Regions from separate parts of the Homo sapiens genome. Here region 1 is linked to region 2. Evidence: read pairs that join two places in POLR2A ChIA-PET (ENCODE). Cell type or tissue: K562. All regions are shown on one strand. Links, peaks and the distances in the headings refer to the core of each region. The heading gives the core; the rest is flanking DNA.

Evidence for each region. ChIA-PET counts read pairs that join two places held together with the same protein. Peaks named below come from ENCODE experiments on the same cell type or tissue, not always from the same donor. Only the 100,000 strongest peaks of a DNase experiment are listed, where the experiment ranks them.
Region 1: POLR2A ChIA-PET joins it to region 2 with 10 read pairs; 2 of 35 experiments call an interaction of 5 or more read pairs at or near these places.

The regions. Positions count from the first base shown.
Region 1 is chr10:50,354,347-50,362,962 of GRCh38, reverse strand. All of the region lies in intron 6 of SGMS1 (sphingomyelin synthase 1), which reads left to right. Among named protein-coding and RNA genes, the nearest start is that of ASAH2, 110 kb to the right of the region's middle. RefSeq lists an enhancer at 2-71 and a silencer at 7,201-7,401. In K562, for the core only: no CTCF peak of the experiment used is centred there; no DNase peak of the experiment used is centred there.
Region 2 is chr10:50,523,696-50,532,311 of GRCh38, reverse strand. All of the region lies in intron 2 of SGMS1 (sphingomyelin synthase 1), which reads left to right. Among named protein-coding and RNA genes, the nearest start is that of SGMS1, 96 kb to the left of the region's middle. In K562, for the core only: no CTCF peak of the experiment used is centred there; a DNase peak (open chromatin) is centred at 4,721.

The DNA of each region.
Region 1 (8,616 bases), core at 177-8,176, 170 kb after region 2:
TATACTTTATTTTTTTGCTGATTTCACTTCCTCTTTTGATCTGCTTTTAACATGTTGCTCTCTCTTCTTTCCTCCTGAAGTATCAGTGGGTCACAGGCCAGAGGAGAGAACCTAGGGTTTCTCCGTACCTTCTTTAAACACATCTATCTTTAAGAAAAAAATCATGTCTTGTTTTTACATTGTGGTTTCAATTCTTTATTTCATAGCCTCTTCAAACCTGTTTTATATGATCAAATTCATGGTTTGGTAAACTTCCTGTTTGTCACACCTGGCAAATCTCCCTCATGGTGGATCATTTCCTTGTGTGATTCATAATTTTCAATTATTTGCTCATCCTCAGCAAAGATTACTTTTTCCATGGGAGTCCTATGAACCATTGCTTTTTGAAGCGCCTTTAAGGAGCTATTTATATTTATTTTTCTTTTATATTTACCTTAATTTCTTGGCTTGGAAATTTCACACTACGCAGATAGTATAAATCTGGACTCTGTATCATTGTGTGTCAGTTTCATGGATCCAGTTTTTCTGGTCTTAGAGAGATTCTTGCTTTATTCAAGGTCTAAGTTTCAGTCCTCTGCCCTGGCTGGGATCTTAAGTCCCCAACCCCTAGCAGCTAGAGTCCAAGTCTGATATCCCTGTGGGATATAAGTGTTAACTTGTATCTTTTCTACTCTGAATTTGAGATTTTTCTTCTTTTGACACATGAGAAATTCTTTTTCTTTATTTTGAAACTGATTATGGTATTAAAATGTCAGCAGTTATATTTTATGTAGATTTTTATGTGCTTGATATATAAAGGAGATACGCATCACTGGGTCCATGTTCTGGAACCATAAGTCATCTCCTTTGCATTCTCATTTAATTAGGTATTCAGGAAACATCTATTAAGTGTGTACTATGCATTAGGCTCTAGAGATTCCAAAGCAAATGAAAGGACAAAGGAAGGTATAAGGTAGGAAGAATATTCCAGGCAGAAGGAACAACTTGCAAGGTATGAAATGACTGGTTTGTGTGGGAATCTACTGGAACACTTGAGTATGGATATGATACAGGCCCAGAGCTTGTAGGGCAAGGCTGAAAAATACAGGTAAATAAATAGGCCGTGTCATGGAAGGCCTTGGAGCTAAGTCAAGGCATCTGAACATCATCTTGAGAGCTGTGGGGAGCTTAAGCCTCAAGTGAAGAGATCAGATTATGAACTAGATCTCATGGTAGTGTGGCAGAGGGTTGCAGTTGAGCCAGGCTGGAGGCAGAAACTAAAGCAGAAGCAAATGGGAATAGGGAAAAGGGAACAGTTTGAGAGAGCCTTCAAGATAGGATCTCCAGGAATTCATGATTAGATATAATGAATGAGAGAGCAAGTGAAGTTGCAAGGGGCAATCCCGTGGGCCAGATTCAGCTTGCATGTTTTTTGTTTATTTTTGCCCCTTAAAAAATTGAACTTTAACTGCACTAGGTATGGCTTGCCCTATCCTGTTTGCCACAGTCCTGACGACTGCATATTCTCTGTGATCCAGGTTGATTTAATGTGCCTGGGTTCTGACGGGTATGTGAACTTGAGAGCCTGATGGAATGACTTCCTCGGGCAGCCTTTTTAGTTTATGCTTGCTTAATCCTGGGGGTATGAGGAGAGACAGGGATGAGGAGGGATCAAGGAGTGGTGGGGCAGGGTGACCTCGTTCGTCTGTTCTGACACTGGCTCTGCCACCTCCCCAACCTGCAGTTGCCACTCCTACCCCCATCGCCAGCTCTTGACTGATCACTGTTGGATTTTCTGTAGGAAAGGGAGGAAAAGAAGGATCAGAACTTTTTCTCCCATAGATGCTTTCAAAATCCCCTGCTGCTATGCCCCTACTAAATTCCATGTCAGTTTTCTGATCTTTCTTACTCCCCAGAAGAATGCAGGATTACTTTTACTTTATAGGTGAGTAGATAGAGGTAGTTTTAGTAAGCTGGGCACTGTGGGTATGCTTTAGAATATGGCATCAAAGATTCTTAAAAAGCAGAGGATAGTAAAGCACGGCCTCACCCTTTTCCTAAGCCATCTGGCTTTTTACAGTTTTAACTTACTTTTATGATGGATTCCAGGGCACATGCAATATTTTTATTCTAGCTAAATGAGGAGCAAATTAGAAGAATTTTAGCTCTCATTTTGAAAAAGATAGGAAGAAGGGAAAGGAAGTGAGTGTTGTGTGATAGAAATAGCCTGTGTTAGACTTTCCCAGGCTTCTCAGGGCAGATGAGATCAGTACTGTGTGCATCAGCTCATGTGAGAGCTAATGGAATTTGGAAACATTGATTAGGTCCTCCATTCTTGAGTACTGCTGGAGTGAATCCGTGTCCAAGTTCTACAGATTAACTAGGCAAATATTAAAATAGTCCTGCTGGTTCGGACTCAGAGGGGCAGTTAGTCAGTTGAGTGGGAGTAGATCATCTCCCGAGTTTTTGGTAATTAGTACTAAGAATGAAATCCCATGGGAAAAACAATAGTGATTAGTTATCAGTAGAGCTATTATATTAGTTTTTATTGTAATGACAACCTGCAGAGTTTTTTTTTAAAGGCTTTGCTGTTTTGCAGCAGCCTGGATGGATGGATATTGAAGGAAATCTAGATAATAGAACAATTGTAAAGCTAATAGCTTATTGTTTTCCCTCTGGAATGATGGGAAATATCTGAGACTGGAGTTGCTTTATGCACTTGGATTCAGATTTCAGCTTCATCTTTTTTGGTGGTTTGGCTTGTACGCCTGGACCATTATGTCTTGGGAATATGAAGAATTTGGGAACATAATTATACACAGAAAGCCAAGATTCCTATTATTTAGAGAAATCTGCAAGCTCATTTTATATTTTTTAAGAAAGCTAATGAAGGAAACACGTATTTTTAAATTTACAAAGCAGACTACATGTTCAAAAACATAGAGTATGTTTGGGGGAAAAAATCCTTTCCCCTTCTAAATGCAAGTAATATATGTTTATCAGAGAAATTAGAAAATACTGAAAAAAAAGTAAAGCAGAAATTTATTTCATAATTCTATTACCCAGAGGTAAGGGTTAAGAAGTTAACCCTTTTTTCCCTGTGGATATTTGTAATATGTGTTTACAAAAGTAATACATTTTGTTTGTAACCTGTTTATGTGACAAAGCTATAAATATGTATTACTATAGATATGGAAATACAGTACAGTCTGTGGCAGAGGCTTGGTATTCTGTTGTACAATATATTTAATCAATTTCTACTCTAGAGCTTTTAGATTCTTTTTCTAGTTTTTTTTTTTTTGCCATAATGAATGATTGTTTAGATTTCTTGATCACTAAATATTTACATATATTCTGTCACAAAATGACTCAATTGGAGGCTTGGGGAAGGGGAGGCAGAATTAGCTGATGTTGCTGGTGCCAGGACTCTCCATGAAATGTATAAAACAGTATTATATTTCATATCCTCAGTGAACAACTATAAACATGTCCATGGTATACAGTGGACATGGCTGATTTATTGTCATTGTGTCATATCTGTTTTGTCTCCCCAAATTCTCTCTTTTCTTCTACAACACTGAGGCTACTACGATGGAATGGGTCATTTTGGGAGAGGTGGGGAAAAGGGGGGAAACTATCAATTGCATAAGTTATAGGGCAGCTACTGAGAGAAATATATTTCAGATGTTGTGAAATCTAAGTATTAAACATTATTGAATAAACACAGTGTGGAGGAGACCAAAAGATGTCATTAAGTAAGGCTCTTCTAACAGCCTAAAGTCTACCAGCCAAAGTGGACAAAAAGGCAAAATACATACACTCCAGCAAGCCCTTCTTCTTGTATCTTAGCAAAGTAGGTCAGCACACACTTACTTAGTTCAAGGGGCCATTTCATAGGGGATGATTTTATTTGCTAACCAGAGTTGGACTGTGGAATTCTGAGCACAGCATGTAATAGCAATTTAAAATAAGGGACAATTTAAAGGTTAAGGCATCAAAAGTAATCTTCTAAAATTTTCTCAACAGTAGACTGAAATAAATGTGTAGGTCCTTCAGCTGAAACTATGTGGCTGTTACTTTAACCATTTTTGTTCTTCAAATCTATACCATTTTATGAACTCTTCTATTTAACTCTTCAAATGCTAAATAACAAATCTATACCTTATTAGATTTGTTTGGAGTAAAGCTATCCAAATTGAATTAGAGAATAATTGAACACCTATCTCATGAGTATTTCAGTGGGCTACATTGCCTTAAAAGATCTGTTAGGTTATTATTTACTTTTTTTGAGACAAAGTCTTGCTCTGTTGCTCAGGCTGGAGGCTGGAGTGCAGTGACAGGATCTCGGCTTACTGCAGCCTCTGCCTCCCAGGTTCTAGCAATTCTCATGCCTCAGCTTCCTGAGTATCTGGGATTGCAGGCATGAGCTACCACGCCCAGTTAAGTTTTGTATTTTTAGTAGACACAGGTTTTGCCCAGGCTGGTCTCAAACTCCTGGCCTTAAGTTATCCACCTGCCTCAGCCTCCCAAAATGTGTGAGCCACTGTACCTGTTCTGGTTATTATTTTATGGAAAGTTCCACAAGATGTAAAAACTTTTATCTGAACTTGAAGCTTTTACAAAGAGGCACTTGGTCTGTTTCATAATAAAATAATATCAATTCTTGATTTGTATTGCCCTTTAACAAGGTACCCCACAGGTAGTTTTGTGTTATAAAGTTTGAGCTAAATGCTACATGTCCGCAAGATTTTGATCTTCCTTTAAGTCAACTGTAAGCTTTCAGAGTAAAGTCATGTATATACTCCATGTTACTTTTGCTTTTGTTTTTATTATTAAATGTATTTATTTTTTGTTACATTTAAAAAAAATAGAGATGTTGTCTCACTGTGTTGCCTAGACTGGTCATGAACTCCTGGCCTCAAGAGATTCTCCCACCTTGGCCTCCCAAAGTTTTGCGATTACAGGCATGAACCACCATGTCCAGGTGCTTTTGTTTTTAGAGGTTTGATACGTGAAGCCAAAAGTTTGGTTCACTATAAGTCTAAGAGACTACGCATGTAGGACTTTCATCATTCTTTTGTCATTATCAGCATTTAGAAACATCTAGAATCCTGTAGTTTCTCAGTACTTTCTTCACTGATACGCCAGCTTGTTTGTTCAATCTTGAGTCCTTCATGCCTTAAAAAATCATAAAAATTAAATTATTAATTTCATGGCATTCATTTTAAAAGTCCATCGAATCGTCAAGGAAAGAATAAATTATATTCAGTATAATAATTTCTTACATTTTATGTATTATGTTTTCCAAAGCACTGTCAGGTACATGCAAATTCCCTTAACTAATAGAATAAGTGGATGGAATAAATTATTCCATACTAGGAAACTGAGACACTGGGGTTGGAGTACAGGTTAGTGCTAGAACAAGTGTTAGAATTCAGATTTTCTGAGCAATTGCCCCAGGTCTCGTTGCATTGCAGTATTTTGTGGTATTCTGATTCTTGAAAACTTATGTTCAGTGTGAAATTTGCATGGTAAATTGTTAACCCTGTCTTGTTTCTAGCGAGTGCCAGATGACAAGGTAGTATAATAGATTATTTGTGAATAAGGATAAAAAAAATTTATAAATGATTTATTTACTAATTTTGGTTAGTAATTTTTTTTTTCATTACCAGAATAATTGCTTTTACTTTTCTGTTTAAAGACCTGCTTGGCTTTGATAATTAACTGTACATCGTTTTTACCATGTCATGGCATATTGTCTGATGGTTTTTATAATATTAAAGGCTAAAATTGGAGCCAAATTGAATTTAGCACATTTCTTTTTTACTAAATTGAGGCTAAATATAAAATCCCGGTAAGCTTAGAATCTATAATGAACACGTGCTGTTTTTCTCTGCTTTTTTTTTTTTATTATACTTTAAGTTTTAGGGTACAGGTATACAATGTGCAGGTTTGTTACATATGTATACATGTGCCATGTTGGTGTGCTGCATGCTGCACCCATTAACTCGTCATTTAGCATTAGGTATATCTCCTAATGCTATCCCTCCCCACTCCCCCCACCCCACAATAGGCCCCGGTGTGTGGTGTTCCCCTTCCTGTGTCCATGTGATCTCATTGTTCAATTCCCACCTATGAGTGAGAACATGTGGTGTTTGGTTTTTTGTCCTTGTGACAGTTTGCTGAGAATGATGGTTCCAGCTTCATCCATGTCCCTACAAAGGACATGAACTCATCATTTTTTATTTTTTTATTTTTTATTTTTTTATTTTTTTAAGAGTTCCAGGCATTAGATTTATTGTTTTAAAATCTATATTCATTATATATGTGGGTGTATGGTTTTGATTTTTTATAATTTTTAAAACAGCTTTATTGAGATGTAATTAACATACAATAAATTTTTTTTTAATTTTTTTAGTATTTATTGATCATTCTTGGGTGTTTCTCGGAGAGGGGGATTTGGCAGGGTCATAGGACAATAGTGGAGGGAAGGTCAGCAGATAAACATGTGAACAAAGGTCTCTGGTTTTCCTAGGCAGAGGGCCCTGCCGCCTTCCGCCTTCCGCAGTGTTTGTGTCCCTGGGTACTTGAGATTAGGGAGTGGTGATGACTCTTAAGGAGTATGCTGCCTTCAAGCATCTGTTTAACAAAGCACATCTTGCACCGCCCTTAATCCATTTAACCCTTAGTGGACACAGCACATGTTTCAGAGAGCACAGGGTTGGGGGTAAGGTTTATAGATTAACAGCATCCCAAGGCAGAAGAATTTTTCTTAGTAGAGAACAAAATGGAGTCTCCTATGTCTACTTCTTTCTACACAGACAGAGTAACAATCTGATCTCTTTCTTTTCCCCACATTTCCCCCTTTTCTATTCGACAAAACTGCATCGTCATCATGGCCCGTTCTCAATGAGCTGTTGGGTACACCTCCCAGACGGGGTGGCTGCCGGGCGGAGGGGCTCCTCACTTCCCAGACGGGGCAGCTGCCGAGCGGAGGGGCTCCTCACTTCTCAGACGGGGCGGCCGGTCAGAGATGCTCCTTACCTCCCAGACAGGGTGGCGGCGGGGCAAAGACACTCCTCAGTTCCCAGACGGGGTCGCGGCTGGGCAGAGGCGCTCTTCACATCTCAGACAGGGCGGCGGGGCAGAGGCGCTCCCCACATCCTAGACGGGATGACGGCTGGGAAGAGGCGCTACTCACTTCCCAGACTGGGCAGCCGGGCAGAGGGGCTCCTCACATCCCAGACGATGGGCGGCCAGGCAGAGGCGCTCCTCACTTCCTAGACGGGGTGGCAGCCGTGCAGAGGCTGCAATCTCTGCACTTTGGGAGGCCAAGGCAGGCGGCTGGGAGGTGGAGGTTGTAGCGAGCCGAGATCACGCCACTGCACTCCAGCCTGGGCAACATTGAGCACTGAGTGAGCGAGACTCCGTCTGCAATCCCGGCACCTTGGGAGGCCAAGGCTGGCAGATCACTCGCAGTCAGGAGCTGGAGACCAGCCCGGCCAACACGGCGAAACCCTGTCTCCACCAAAAACACGAAAACCAGTCAGGCGTGGTGGCGCGCGCCTGCAATCCCAGGCACCGGGCAGGCTGAGGCAGGAGAATCAGGCAGGGAGGTTGCAGTGAGCCGAGATGGCGGCAGTACAGTCCAGCCTCGGCTTGGCATCAGAGGGAGACAGTGCAAAGAGGGAGAGGGAAGAGGGAAGAGGGTCATTTTTTATGGTTGCATAGTATTCCATGGTGTATATGTGCCACGTTTTCTTAATCCAGTCTGTCATTGTTGGACATTTGGGTTGGTTCCAAGTCTTTGCTATTGTGAATAGTGCCACAGTAAACATACATGTGCATGTGTCTTTATAGCAGCATGACTTATAATCCTTTGGGTATATACCCAGTAATGGGGATGGCTGGGTCAAATGATATTTCTAGTTCTAGATCCCTGAGGAATCATCACACTGACTTCCACAATGGTTGAACTAGTTTACAGTCCCACCAACAGTGTAAAAGTGTTCCTATTTCTCCACATCCTCTCCAGCACCTGTTGTTTCCTGACTTTTTAATGATCTCCATTCTAACTGGTGTGAGATGGTATCTCATTGTGGTTTTGATTTGCATTTCTCTGATGGTCAGTGATGATGAGCACTTTTTCATGTGTCTTTTGGCTGCATAAATGTCTTCTTTTGAGAAGTGTCTGTTCATATCCTTCGCTCACTTTTTGATGGGGTTGTTTGTTTTTTTCTTGTAAATGTCTTTCAGTTTATTGTAGATTCTGGATATTAGCCCTTTGTCAGATGAGTAGATTGCAAAACTTTTCTCCCATTCTGTAGGTTGCCTGTTCATTCTGATGGTAGTTTCTTTTGCTGTGCAGAAGCTCTTTAGTTTAATTAGATCCTATTTGTCAATTTTGGCTTTTGTTACCATTGCTTTTGGTGTTTTAGACATGAAGTTCTTGCCCATGCCTGTGTCCTGAATGGTATTGCCTAGGTTTTCTTCTAGGGTTTTTATGGTTTTAGGTCTAAAATTTAAGTCTTTAATTCATCTTGAATTAATTTTTGTATAAGGTTTAAGGAAGGGATCCAGTTTCAGCTTTCTCCATATGGCTAGTCAGTTTTCCCAGCACCATTTATTAAATAGGGA
Region 2 (8,616 bases), core at 518-8,517:
GGAACCCATTGTGGACAGGACACCATCCCATCACAGGACACACACACACACACACACACACACACACACACACACACACACACACAGTCTCATTCAGACTGGGACCGTGGAGACATGCCAAGGAACCTAAGGGACATATCTCTGGGAACTGAATAAGAAACCAGAGTACCTGAGAAAACCCATGCAGACATGGGAAGAACTTGCGGACTCCACACGGATGGTGACCCTGACCAGGAACCAATTTTTCTTCTCATCAGTGTTATAACAAAACAAAGTTGAATTAAACAGTGTTATTCAAGGGCCTTCTGTGTGCATATGAATGTAAATAATTCAGTCCCAAGCCAGAATTTGGTCTCAGAATCTGGGTTGCAATCCTGGCTTGACCACTTGCATGCTGGTTACTGACCATTCTCTCTGAACTTTATCTGTAAGTCTCTTTATCTGTAAGATGAGATTAGTGCCTACCTTATCATGCTATTGCTTGGATTAAAGCTATCTGGCATATCCCAAATTTTTAGTAGGTGGAGATGGTGGTACTGGTATATGTAGTATACCTTCCAAGCACACATTCAGGCAGTGGGCAGGTAGGGAAGGTGGGCAACTTGCCGCAGCAGAGAGGAGGAAGAAGTTCAGACCGTTGGGTAGGATAAGTGGATCCAACCCCTTTGTAGGGCAGGTGGTGGAGTGGGCAGATAAAGAGCCAAGCCCTAGTTTGAGTGACACTGTGGGGATTCAAGAAGACTTTTGTCACGTGTGTAGTGCAGTGACTAGCTCTTACCTCTGGTTCAGTACTAACCATGCTAACAGACCTGCAGAGTACCAGCTTGTGGGTGATTATGTACCAAACACGTGTATCACGTTTATTGAACAGTATGCTCTAAGTCACTTTGAAATGAATAGGATGAATAAAGGTAAGGGAATTTATAAAAAAAAAAATAAGTAAACATGTATGGCACTTCCTCGAACAGATAGAATAGCTTTTTACTATTAAGGAAAGTAAAAGTTGAGCAGAGAGTAAGGTACTAACAGGTAGTCTACACATGTATGTTCCATTTAAAATATGAAACCCATGAGCACACATGGGTGATAGCAAGATTTTCACTGATAACAAGCTTCAGATCAATCAGGTGGTGGCACTGAGGTATAAATGGTGCCTGCCCTAGCTAAGTGAGGTGACGACTTTCTGAATAGTGAAGTAGTTGTTGAATTTTCAGAAAATCTTTTATTTCTGTTTTTTTTTCTGGGATTGTCCTGTATAAAAGACCACATCCAAATGGTTTTCCTAGAAGGTCCTGTGTTAGGGACCATCCTGTTTGTGAAACCTCCCTGCTCAATATGTTTTCAGTCATCTTATCTAGTACTTTTTAACTTGAAATAAGAAAAAGGTGTTTATTTCTACATTTTCAGTGCCTCCCCTTCAGGTATCCTTTTCCCTAAGGCACACTTTAGTATTATCCTCATAGATTTTTAGTGAAAATAGAAGAAACCACACTGCATTTGCATGTATTATATAAACTATTGTTAAAAAAGAGGACGCAGTGGTTCATGCCTGCAATCCCAGTGCTTCGAGAGGCCGAGGCGGGAGCATTGCTTGAGGCCAGGAGTTTGAGACCAGCTTGGGTAACACAGCAAGACCCTGTCAGCACAGAAAAAAAAAAAATTAGCCAGATGTGGTGGCACATACGTGTAGTCTTAGCTACTTGGGAGGCTGAGGCGGGAGGATCGCTTGGAGCCCAGGAATTCAAGTCTACAGTGAGCTATAATTGCGCTAACTGCACTCAAGCCTGGGCGACACAGTGAGACCCTGTCTCTAAAAAAAGAAGATTCTGCTTCTCAGTACTTCGGTGGAAAGCCCTTTTATATGTTTTCCCTTGATTAGAATTATGTGGCTTGCCCATTTCCCTTTCTGTCCCATTAGAAATTTAGAAATAATTTTAATGTTCAGTCACACTGACAGCATTATCAAGTTAATTTTTAATCATGTAATGAAATGAGCTGCTAATGATGGTGTTAGAAAATTTTAGAAAAATATCCATTTGGCTGTGTCTTTAAGATTTTTGGACAGAAAAGCACATACAGTTTAATTGACTATAAGAAGGCCAGGAATTTTGGAGGAAACACTAGGGCCAAAAAAATTCTGATGAAGCTCATCTAAAATAATTAAGTTATGTGTTAACAGGGTGGCTGATCATTAGTTTGTGGAAACTTCTTATTTTAGGCAATGTGCAGGTTTTCAGGAGATGGGATGATGATTGAGAAAGACGGTGGCTATTTAGGAGTATTTAGTATACAGAGGGCCTGTGCTGCTTTTTCACTTTAAAGGAAATAGTGAAGATTGGACGAGGAAATTGCAAAGAATATTGGAGGAAAGAAAACTCCTCTTTTATGGTGTGGGATTTTTTATGTAAGCAGTGTTAGTCATCCCTCCTCTGGGTCCTCCAGTACATGGTTCTCCTTTGCCAAAAGCACCAATTGTATGGTACGGTATAGTAATTAATTGTTTAGAGTCTGTCCCTCCATTCAACCATTGTTGGCCCAGCCTTGTTCTTCTTTATTTCTGCTGTGTCAAGCACAATGCTACGATAAATTTTTGCATATATGATTCATATTTCTGAAATAGTCGATTAGATGGCATTTTTAGACCTGTAAGTATTTAATAATATTGGCAAATATTTTGAATAGTCAAAGGGAATAGGGAGGCATTTTTCACCCCCAAAGTGTAAGATGTACTCATTCAAAAAAAGTTCAGAAAATCGAACCTCCTGTAATTCCACGTTTTCTGACTATTAAGTTTCAAAGAGCAGTTTAATAATAAGTAATCCTCCTCGGGCAGCCCCTCACACCTTTTTCCTCTACATTTTGTAGTATGGCTGAGTGTGAACATCCATCCATGTTTATTGAAGGCCTAAGTTTACCTAGCATTGTATTGTGGTAAGGATACAGTGGTCTCCAAAATATGGACTTTGCCGTTTCAGGGATGGCAATTACAGTCTGGAAGTATTAGAGGCAGAGTTGAGTCTTAGAATTTACATAGTGAACTTTCTTGCTGCCTTCTTTTTTCTTAAGGACAGGTGACACATAGAAAACCATAAACAAAAATGTTTACAAGTAATTGATTCGAATATTGGTGGTAAGCATGTTCTGCTATTAACAAAATCAGAAATGGATCTTTGGCTTTATCTTTTCCTGCTGTATCCACACCTACCTGAAACACATACACATACCCTGTCTAATGCCATTGATGTTCCTTTGTTTTCCCCATGTTCCAGCTGTAGGAACCAATGTATTGCTGTGGAAATATAGTCACTTTTGAATAGCTATAGCAATTTGTAAATTGCCCATCTCTGACAGTGTTTCCAAGGGACATTCTGACTGAACTGGATGATGGAATGAGATTTCTAGTAGTATGTCACTTTGACCAGTGGCATATCACAACCTCCCAGTCAGTGATTTAGGCTTCTTCTTCTCTTTTTGGAAGAAGGGTCTTGCTCTGTTGCAATCATGGCTCATTGCAGCCTCAGCCTCCTGGGCTCAAGCTATTCTCTCACCTCAGCCTGACTAGGTTTTATTTTTTTGTAGAAACAGAGGTCTCCCTATTTTGCCCAGGCTGTTCTAGGGCTCCTGGACTCAAGCGATCCTTTCACCTTGGCTTCCCAAAGTGCTGGGATTACAGGTGTGAGCTACCACCCAGCCTAGGCTTCTTTAAAGCACAATATGTGCAGTGGGGATTTAGACATTGATAATATTGGAATGTTTCTTGATGAAATTCTGATTGGTGCCAAGGAAATGCTTTGTGGAATGGCTATGTTTCTGACTGCCTCACTGGTAAGTCTTTTGGTTTTAAGAATAGTCCCTGCTGTGTATTGATAGTGTGACCTGGAGTCAATCATTTAACCTCTGAGAGGCTCAGAATCCTCATATGTAAAATCAGTACCATTTGACAAACCCCCGAGTGGTTTTTGAAGATTGAGTAAAATCTGTGTTGTACCTGTTACAGGACTGAGGACAGAGTCGTCCCTCAATACACAGCTGCTCTTACCTCATAAGATGAAAGAATTTTTTATTCTCTAGCATTTTGAAACACAGATTTATCATACTTTTTGGGCTCTAATAATTCATACTTATTGATATCATAAATGAATCCACAATGTATTTCAAATCCTGTAAGTTGCATACTTTTTGGTTTATAGACTGATATTGTGTACTTGGTACTCTTAAATATTACTTAGGAATGAATCTTGAAGCAAAATAGCAGCAACAATTTATTTATTTAGTATTTTTATTATTTTATTTATTTAGTACTTAGAGCCATGTCCTACAACTAAACTCTTTCATAAATTTTCTCATTTAATCCTTAATATGAGGATATTGAAGAGAGAGGTCAAGTAATTTATTTGTTGAAGACCACAGAGCTGCCGTTGGAGGACCTGCCAATCAAATCCAGGCATGTCTGACTTCTAAGCCCATATTCTTAGCCCTCTTCTTTCCCTGCAGCATGTGTTAAATAACTGAGAAGATGGCTCTTCAAGGTGACAGACACAAGTGTTTTTTGGATGACTTTCAGTCTGGGTTGCTACGGAGTGCTTAAACACATCATTTTGTAGTTAAAGGCCTTTTCTTCTTCCTGTTATGTGTCAAGATAGCACAAGTAACCCACAAACGCCACACTTTATTTATGTTCCTACTGGGCCCTTATCATAGTCTGTTCTCACTCTAGTTCTTAGCGGACACGTCTAGGGAGAGGCAGCGTATCAAGTGGCTAGGTGCCTAAGACTCTGAAACTAGATAGCCAGGAGCTGAATCTCAGCTCTGCCAATTACAGGCTGTGCAACCGAGAGCAAGTTATATTTTCTCTCTGTGCCTCAGTTTCTCATCTGTAAATTAGGGATAATAAGTAATACTTTAAAGGGTTGTCTTGAGGTTTAAAAGAGTAAATATATATGTTTACAAGTGTGTGCATGAACACATACACACATGTTGCTTGCAGCACTGCCTGGCATATGGGGAATATTCCACAAGTGTTGGTGATTAACAATAAGGTGATGATGTCCTTTGAGCAATGCTATGGGCTGCACCATTTTCATTTTGACTTTCCCCACAGAGGCCTACCCCACTGCTCCATGCTTGATGGGCACACCGTCAATGTCTACTTACGGAGTGGATGGCTGTGGATGAGCTGCATGGTTGAATACATGGCCAGTTCTTTTTCTTTTCTTTCTTTCTTTTTTTTTTTTTTTTTTTTTTTTTTGAGACAGAGTCTCACTCTGTCACCCAGCTGGAGTGCAGTGGCGATATCTCGGCTCACTGCAACCTCCACCTCACAGGTTCAAGCGATTCTCCTGCCTCAGCCTCCCAAGTAGCTGGGACTACAGGCACATGCCACCATGCCCAGCTAATTTTTGTATTTTTAGTAGAGACAGGGTTTCACCATGTTGGCCAGGATGGTCTCGATCTCTTGACCTCGTGATCCACCTGCCATGGCCTCCCAGAGTGCTATGATTACAGGCGTGAGCCACCGTGCCCGGCCAGCCAGTTCTTTTTCATCTTGAAGTTATATTACTCTCATTGACCTAAACACCCTCTCTTGCCTTTAACAGAATCAGGGATTGAATAACAGGAAGAAGTTGACCCAAGTAAAGTTAAAATTATTTGGCAGTAATAATAGCTAACATTTATGAAGTGCTTGCTACATGATAGGCACAGGGTAAATAAGATTAACTAAACTGAATCCTTTCTCAAACCTCATAAAGCAGTTATTATCCTATTTTGTAAGTGTAAGTTTAATTTGCATTGGTCTTATCCCTGTAGTCAAGAGGTTGTGCATTGAAACAGGGAGATTGTGTGTCTGTATGGTTTAGCTCTGTGTCCACACCCAAATCTCGTGTTGATTTGTAATCCCCATGTGTCAGGGGAGGGACCTGGTGGGAGATGATTGGATCATGGGGGCAGATATCCCCCATGCTGTTCTCATGATAGTGAGTTCTCATGACATCTGATGGTTTGAAAAGTGTGGCACTTCCCCCACCGACCACCCCCTCCTGCTGCCATTAGAAGAAGGTGCTTGCTTCCCTTTCGCCTTCTGCCGTGATTGTAAGTTTCCTGAGGCCTTCCAGTCATGCTTCCTGTTAAGCTTGTGGAACTGTGAGTCAGTTAAACCTCTTTTCTTCATAAATTACCTAGTCTCAGGTAGTTTTCTTAGCACTTTGAGAACAGACTAATACACACGTGAATCCCACAGCACTAGCAGAGCTGGGCTTCCCCTCAGGCCTCCCTGAGTGACTTTTGGCCTGTAGCGAAGCACTCAATAAATGGTTGTATTATTGATTATTATCGCAACTTCTGAGGCAAAAATCACATATTCTACAGGAATACCAATTTGAGAGTTCTACGTTTTAATAATTAACATAGCAACCTTTGTCATGGGTGTACAAACTATAGACTCCTTAGTTAAAATGTCTTGCTTTGGAGAAAGTCATTGTCTTAAAGCTGAAATTCTTATGCTTTAGGCTAAAGTTGTTTTCACTGCTCTGTCTTTGGTGGAAATGGAAAAATGCTATCCATTGCTCATAGCAGAGTAGTGCTTAAAATGATGGTAAGTGGTAGAGTCTCCCTTGTTTTCCCTAGACAAAACTTTCTCTGGGAATTTCGTACCTCAAATTATGTTTCAGTGATTTTTACTTTTCTACTTTTGATTCTTTTCTGTTTTTCAATTTTCCCAAGAAGTGTAGAGCCCAGCATTGATAACTTTGACTTTGCTTGATTTTTATTTTGAAGTGAGGTTAACATCTTCCAGTCAAGGTCCAAGAGACCAAGCATCTTGGTCTCTACCAGTGAAGAAGGGTAACCTGCTTGAGTGATGCCTGTACTGAAATATTGATCCTCTCTGCCTTGCTCTTCATGAGGCTGTCTGGGTGGCATTTGGAAGGAGCACATCATCAGCATTCCTGTTCATGCCTCCTTTACACCCACCTTCACAATCTAGAGCCAGAAACGGGCATATTGGATCTGCGGCACACAGGGCTTAGATGGGGTACAACAGAATTTTTCCTATTCACTAATCTTCACTCATTCAATTTGTGTAGGAGCCAACATGTAACTCCAATAGAGGATGCTATTTGTTACCCAGTATAAGAACTTCTTGAGGATGGAATTGATTTAATTATTCAAATATTCCAGATTCTTTCCTCTGAGAGCTCTTCTTAATCTTTGATTTAATGCTTTTTCTCTAATCCCTAGTAAGAAAATTCTTTCCTATTTCCACCGCTTCTTTTAAACATTATTTTGCTTGAGCCATGTGTATATTACTTGATTCTTAGAAATTGCTGATCACCCTGTCTTGGTAAAATATTTTGGTCTTTATTATGGGCATATCGTTGATGTTAGTTTATAGGTCTCTTTTTGCACCCTCTTCTGAAGGATTCTGATGAGTTACTCTCATCTTATTTTTACCCTTTCAGTGTTGTCATAGGGTCACCATTGACATTCTGGGCCTTTTGCCTGGAAGTACCTATTATGCTGTTAATTTTTCAACTAACTATGTTTCATGCTGTTTGTAATGAAAAGCCTATGAGCTCTGTGGCTCCAGCACTCCCCAGCTGCGTGACATTGGGACGCTGTGTAGTCTTTCTTCATGTTTGCTCATCTGTAAATGGGCTGATAATAATAAATATCACCTACTTTACAGACTTAGTAGTAGCACTAAATAAGATCATACATGTTAAGTGCCCATCCATGCTTAGCATATCAAAAGCACTCAGTGAAGTTTATTTATTATAAAGGTGAGCATAGGGCTGGGGCACTAACCCAGCTTTGAATGGTTAGCATGAAAAAATTTTCACAGTCAAGAGAAGAAAGGAGGAAAAGGGTATTTCATGAAGGGGAATAGCTACAAGTTTTTCACTAGTGATGGAGCATAAAGTGTTAGGAGACGAAATGGTAAGGGGGACTGGGAGCAGTTCATGGAGGTCTTGTTTTATCAAGCCCAGAGGCTCAGACTGCATTTCTGGGAAATGGGTTGCACAGAAGAATTTGTACCTCATTAGGGTGCTGGACACATGCAGACTTGAGGAAACAGAATTCAACAAGATCTACAGGAGACATTGTGATCTGTGAAAAGACTGTTCTAAGAGCCCCAAGAATATTAGGAATGCCTGGACAGTGAGGGGTACAAAAGGACAATAAAGCATTTTGTTTACATCAGATGCTCACTTTTAAGATCTAGGGGACCTGAAGTAGAACCAAAGAAAGGTATAACTTGTCATGCATTGATTCCTTTTGAGAAAATGAATTAGATGAGCTGAAATGTGGATTTCTAATATGAAGAAATTCTGCCCAAGAAGTAGCAAGAGGGTGTCCCACATTTCAGTCTGCAAACTGTGTTTGGAATGCTGCGTGTGTGTGTGCGCATGTGCACACGTGTGCCTTGAGCACAAATCTACTGGCTTGTGCAGGGAAAGACTTGTTCTCCATTTTCCTGTGATTACAAAATCATCTTTTCTCACAGTATTTGATAAAATATTATTCTTCTTTGCTAATATTGATTAGCTTTGTATCTGGGGTTGCAAGTTTTATTTTTGACTGTTTATTTTCTAATTATTTTCTCAACAGTGGTTATAA